Linked DNA regions of Homo sapiens: region 1 is linked to region 2. Evidence: read pairs that join two places in POLR2A ChIA-PET (ENCODE). Cell type or tissue: A673. All regions are shown on one strand.

Region 1 (2,500 bases), 380 kb after region 2:
TTTAGAGCAGTGGCCAGGCGCGGTGGTTCACATCTGTAATCCCAGCACTTTAGGAGGCCGAGGCGGGTGGATCACTTGAGGTCAGATCGAGACCAGCCTGGCCAACATGGGGAAACCTCGTCTCTACTAAAAATACAAAAATTAGCTGGGCATGGTGGCTCACTCCTGTAGTCCCAGCTACTTGGGAAGCTAAGGCACGAGAATTGCTTGAACCCGGGAGGTGGAGGTTGCAGTGAGCTGAGATGGTGCCAGTGCACTCCAGCCTGGGCGACAGAGTAAGACTATCTCAAAAAATAATAATAATAAATAAATAAATAAGAAGGAAAAAAAAAACTTAAGAACAGGAACAAAAGGAAGGAAAGTACACTTGGAAGAGACCCACATAGGTGACTGGAAGGACGAGTGTGGCATTTGACCTTTTGACTTTTGGGTTTTATATGCTGGCATACTTCTGGAGTCTTGAATCCCTTTTCCCATGATTCTTTCCTTGGAGTGGGCCGCCCCCATGCGTGGTGGCCTGCTAACACGTGGGAGGTGAACATGAGCAGTGTGTGTACTGCAGTTGTATGCATGCTCACATGTGGTGTTCTTCCCTTTTCTGGTAGAATGCCCCCAGAAGGCCATACGCTGCCATTTCGTCTCTTTATGCGCATGCTTGAGCCCAGTTGCCCAATTCCTGAGATTTTATTAGAAGCTGCCAATGACCAATTTCAAGTTTGTGTCTATTGGGAAATTGCCTCTCCCTGCACTTGCTCTGATCAATTATCATTTTAGAGAGGCAGTGTGAAATTCCTGGTTGGTCAGGAGAGCCCTCTCCCACCCCGCTTGTGCTTGACTAGCTATGTACTGTAACAGTTACAGTCTTGGTTTTACAGGGAGAGGAAGAAAAAACAAAAACAATTGTTCCTTTTGGTGGGTTGCTTTAGGCAGATAAAGGCATCCTGTGTTTTGGGAGAGAGAGTGAGGGAGGGAAGGTCAGAAAGACCTTGAGGCTTCTTCAGTTCAGCATGGAAAAGTGTCAGATTCTGGGATATTGGTTTCTGACCCCCAACATTGGCAAGCTTATTTAGGTGATCTTAACAACCTGCCTATACTATAAAGTTGCTTTTCTAATCATCCTGGAAATTCATCAAAGGTGCATGGAAATTTCTAGAAGATCCTATCAGAGGCTGTATGGTCTCTGGAAGTCCAAGCACAGAGCCAGGAATCAGCAAAGTCATGGCCAGTATGAAGAAGACAAATGACACTCCTCACGTGTCTGTGGAGAGGTCCTGTCTATCACCCTCGCCAGATTAGATGATTCTTTTCTGAAAGGGAATTGTCTTTTGTTCCCCAAGAGCCTTGCACAAAAGAGGCACTTAAAGTAAATTACAAAACTCTGCATCATCCTGCCTGATATTCTTTTTGATGGTATGAGTGTGTGTGTGGGGCGGGGATGAGGGGGGTGGAGAAAGTGCTGAGGAGGATGCCATCTGGCAAAAACTATTTTGTCATCTTTCCCTTTTCCGTGGCTTATTTGCAAAATACATGCTTTCAATTTTCCAGGCTTTGGCTCTATATTCAAAGTTAAGCTCTTAGAATTCCAAAAATAATATCCCCTTCCCCTTAAAAAAAATAAAAAAGCTCTTTTATTTTTTTCTCTCAAAAAAGCCTGGCTTTTATAAATAAAAAGTACTATGGCTTCCAAGCAATTGGGTCTGCTATGAATTTACAAAATCCACGCAGCAATTCATTTGACTTCAGGCTCCCTCCCCTGGAGAACAGTGTGTATCTAAGCATTGTCATGAAAGCCAAACTATAGCTTCCATGGTAGAAATTTACAAGGAAGAAGAGGAACAGCAGCTTCCTAATATAGCTAAACACTATGCCCAACACATTAGTACCTGTTTGTAGAATTAGATTGCATGCCATGGACATGGGTAGGGGTTTCCAGCAGGGACTGGGAACTGAAAGCCACCAGCTGACAGCACACCCAGGTCTTAGGGAGCACTCCACAGCATAGTGCTTGTCCTCCTCAAGGAATAAACTCGCCTCATCCATCAGAGAAAACAGAAGTCCTCGGGTCTAATCACCATCCATTTTCTTCCCTGGTCCCCACTTCTAAGCTAACCTCAGTGAGTGCCTATCCTTTCCTTCCTTCCTTCCTCCTGACTCCAAAGATGAATCTGTTCCTATTTCTGTTCAATGCGGTCCTGGAAGATGTCTAATTGTCTGTGGAGACATGGGGTAAATACCCCTCTTGTGTGGCTCCGTGGCTGATTCGGCATCTGTCACCTCTGTCGCCCCAGGTCAGTGCTCCTCCCATCTTGACACAGCTGTCTCTGCTCTGAATCTGTTAGACACATCTGTCTCCCCGTGGGGTGGCGAGCTGCTCAAGGGTGGTGACCGTACCTGATTCCTGTTTTCTCTTCAGAATGTAGCACATCACTTGCATACTATACATGCCCCTTATAGGATTGTGGAACAGTGACAAAATGAGTCATACGCTTCAAGGAAATTA
Region 2 (2,500 bases):
GGAGCCAAATGTTAATCCCAAGACAATGGGAAAAATGTCTCCAGGGTATGTGAGAGACCTTCACAGCAGGTGCTTCCCGTCACAGGCCCAGAGGCCTAGGAGGGAAAAATGGTTTTGTGGGCTGGGCCCAGGGTCCCCTGCTCTGTGCAGCCTCTGGACATGTGCCCTGCATCCCAGCTGCTTCAGCTCCAGCTGTGGTGGCTAAAAGGGGCCAAGGTACAGCTCAGGCCATTGCTTCAGAGGTGCAAGCCCCAAGCCTTGGTGGCATCCACGTGGTGTTGACCCTGCGGGCGCGCAGAAGTTAAAAATTGAGGTTTGGGAACTTCCACCTAGATTTCAGAGGATGTATGGAAACACCTGGATGTCTAGGCAGAAGTTTGCTGCAGAAGTCGAGCTCTCAGAAAGAACCTCTGCTAGGGCAGTGCGGAAGGGAAATATAGGGTTGGAACCCCACACAGAGTCCCCTCTGGGGCACTGCATGGTGAAGCTGTGAGAAGACAGCCACTGTCCTCCAGACCCCAGAACGGTAGATTCACCAACAGCTTGCACCTTGTCCCTGGAAAAGCCACAGACACTCAATGCAAGCCCATGAAAGCAGCCGGGAGTGGGGCTGTACCCTGCAAAGCCACAGGGGTGGAACTTCCCAAGGCCATGGGAGCCCAACTCTTGCATCATGATCTGGATGTGAGACATGGAGTCAAAGGAGATCGTTTTGGAACTTTAAAGTTTAATTACTGCCCTATTGGATTTCAAACTTAGGTGGGGCCTGTAGCCCCTTTGTTTTGGTCATTTCTCCCGTTTGGAATGGTAAATACCCAATGCCTGTACCCCCATTTTATCTAGGATTAACTAACTTGCTTTTGATTTTACAGGCTCATAGGCCGAAGGGATTTGCCTTGTCTCAGATAAGACTTTGGACTTGGACTTTGAAATTAATGCTGGAATGAGTTAAGACTTTGGGGGATTGTTGGAAGGACATGACTGTGTTTTGAAATGTGAGGATATGAGATTTGGGAGGGACCAGGTTGGAATTATATGGTTTGCCTCTGTGTCCCCACTCCAATCTCACCTTGAATTGTAATAATCCCTATGTGTCAAGGGTGGGGCCAGGTGGAGTTAAGTGAATCACAGGGGCAGTTCCCCAAGCTGTTCTTGTGATAGTGAGTTCTCACGAGGTCTGATGGTTTTATAAGGGGCTTTCCCCCTTCAGTCGGCACTCATTCACTCTCCTGCTGCCCTGTGAAGAGCTGCCTTCCACCATGATTGTAAGCTTCCTGAGGCCTCCCCAGCCATGTGGAATTGTGAGTCAATTAAACCTCTTTTCCTTATAAATTACCCAGTCTCGGGTATTTGTTCATAGCAGCATGAGAACAGACTAATACACAGACCCTTAGCAATTCTCAGAAATCCTATGAGAATTCCCTACTCAATCCACACTCCCAGGCTCTTAGAAACTTATTTCGTACCTGTACATATTTCACACCTGTACATAAAGCAAAAAAAAATTATAGACTTAAAAAGATGTAACACTGGTAACTGGATGTTCCCATATTCCCAGCCATAATCCAACCACAGCTATCCTCCAATAGGAAAAATCTAAACTCTGTTTAACAAACTGTCACCCACCCCCACCAAAAAAAAAAAACCAAACTAGTCATTTAGAAAAAAAAGGTAAATCTGCCCCAGTAATATTAATAAGTTGAAGGCCACATAACCATTAAATACAGGAAAATTTACTTTCAGAGAGTGCTTTTGTTTTCTCCCCTTTTATGAAAATGTTTGGTAATATTCTCTCTTAATTCTCTTACCAAATCAGTCCATATGCAACTATGTTCTGCCACCGTAATCACTGATGGGCCTAACAGTTTATTGTCCAAATATAATTTGTTCAACCATGCAAACATCTGTGCAATCAGGCATGTTCAATTTGCCAGGGACAAGTCCAGTGACATGGCCACAAGTGATAAGCACCAATGCTCTGTTAGTGGGCCTTTCGCTGAAAGAAACAGCTTTTCCCACAATTATCTCTAGATTGAATTCAAGTGTCTAATTAATGCTTTCATGTAATTCAACAAAAACAAAACATTTACATTATAGAGTTACTATTTATTCTAACCCAAGTCACTAATGGTAACACTAATGCACATAAGCATATAAACCCCAGAGTAAAATGGAGCTGTGTTTCTTCAAATTCAAGGGCCAGTAGAAGTGAAGGCTAAGGAAGCATGTCTGCCCAAAGACAGAGTAAGAAGCACTGCCCAGAATTCCAGGTGCTACAAGAGTGCTGTCATTGTACAATCACTGCTGGACATCAAGGGCCATTTCTATTGCTTTGCAACTCCTTTCTTCCTGATAGAAATAAAGAATTAATTAATTTTTTTTTTTTTTTTGAAACGCAGTTTCACACTGTCACCCAGGCTGGAGTACAGTGGTGCAATCTCGGCTCACTGCAACCTCTGCCTCCTGGGTTCAGGTAATTCTCGTGTCTCAGCCTCCCAAG

What was found. Peaks named below come from ENCODE experiments on the same cell type or tissue, not always from the same donor. Only the 100,000 strongest peaks of a DNase experiment are listed, where the experiment ranks them.
Region 1: POLR2A ChIA-PET joins it to region 2 with 11 read pairs; 2 of 35 experiments call an interaction of 5 or more read pairs at or near these places.

What each region holds. Positions count from the first base shown.
Region 1 is chr6:131,386,504-131,389,003 of GRCh38, forward strand. All of the region lies in intron 3 of LOC105378005 (a long non-coding RNA gene), which reads right to left. Among named protein-coding and RNA genes, the nearest start is that of ARG1, 190 kb to the right of the region's middle. In A673, no CTCF peak of the experiment used is centred here; a DNase peak (open chromatin) is centred at 1,368; H3K27ac peaks cover 2,266 bases.
Region 2 is chr6:131,008,041-131,010,540 of GRCh38, forward strand. All of the region lies in intron 1 of EPB41L2 (erythrocyte membrane protein band 4.1 like 2), which reads right to left. Among named protein-coding and RNA genes, the nearest start is that of EPB41L2, 54 kb to the right of the region's middle. In A673, no CTCF peak of the experiment used is centred here; no DNase peak of the experiment used is centred here.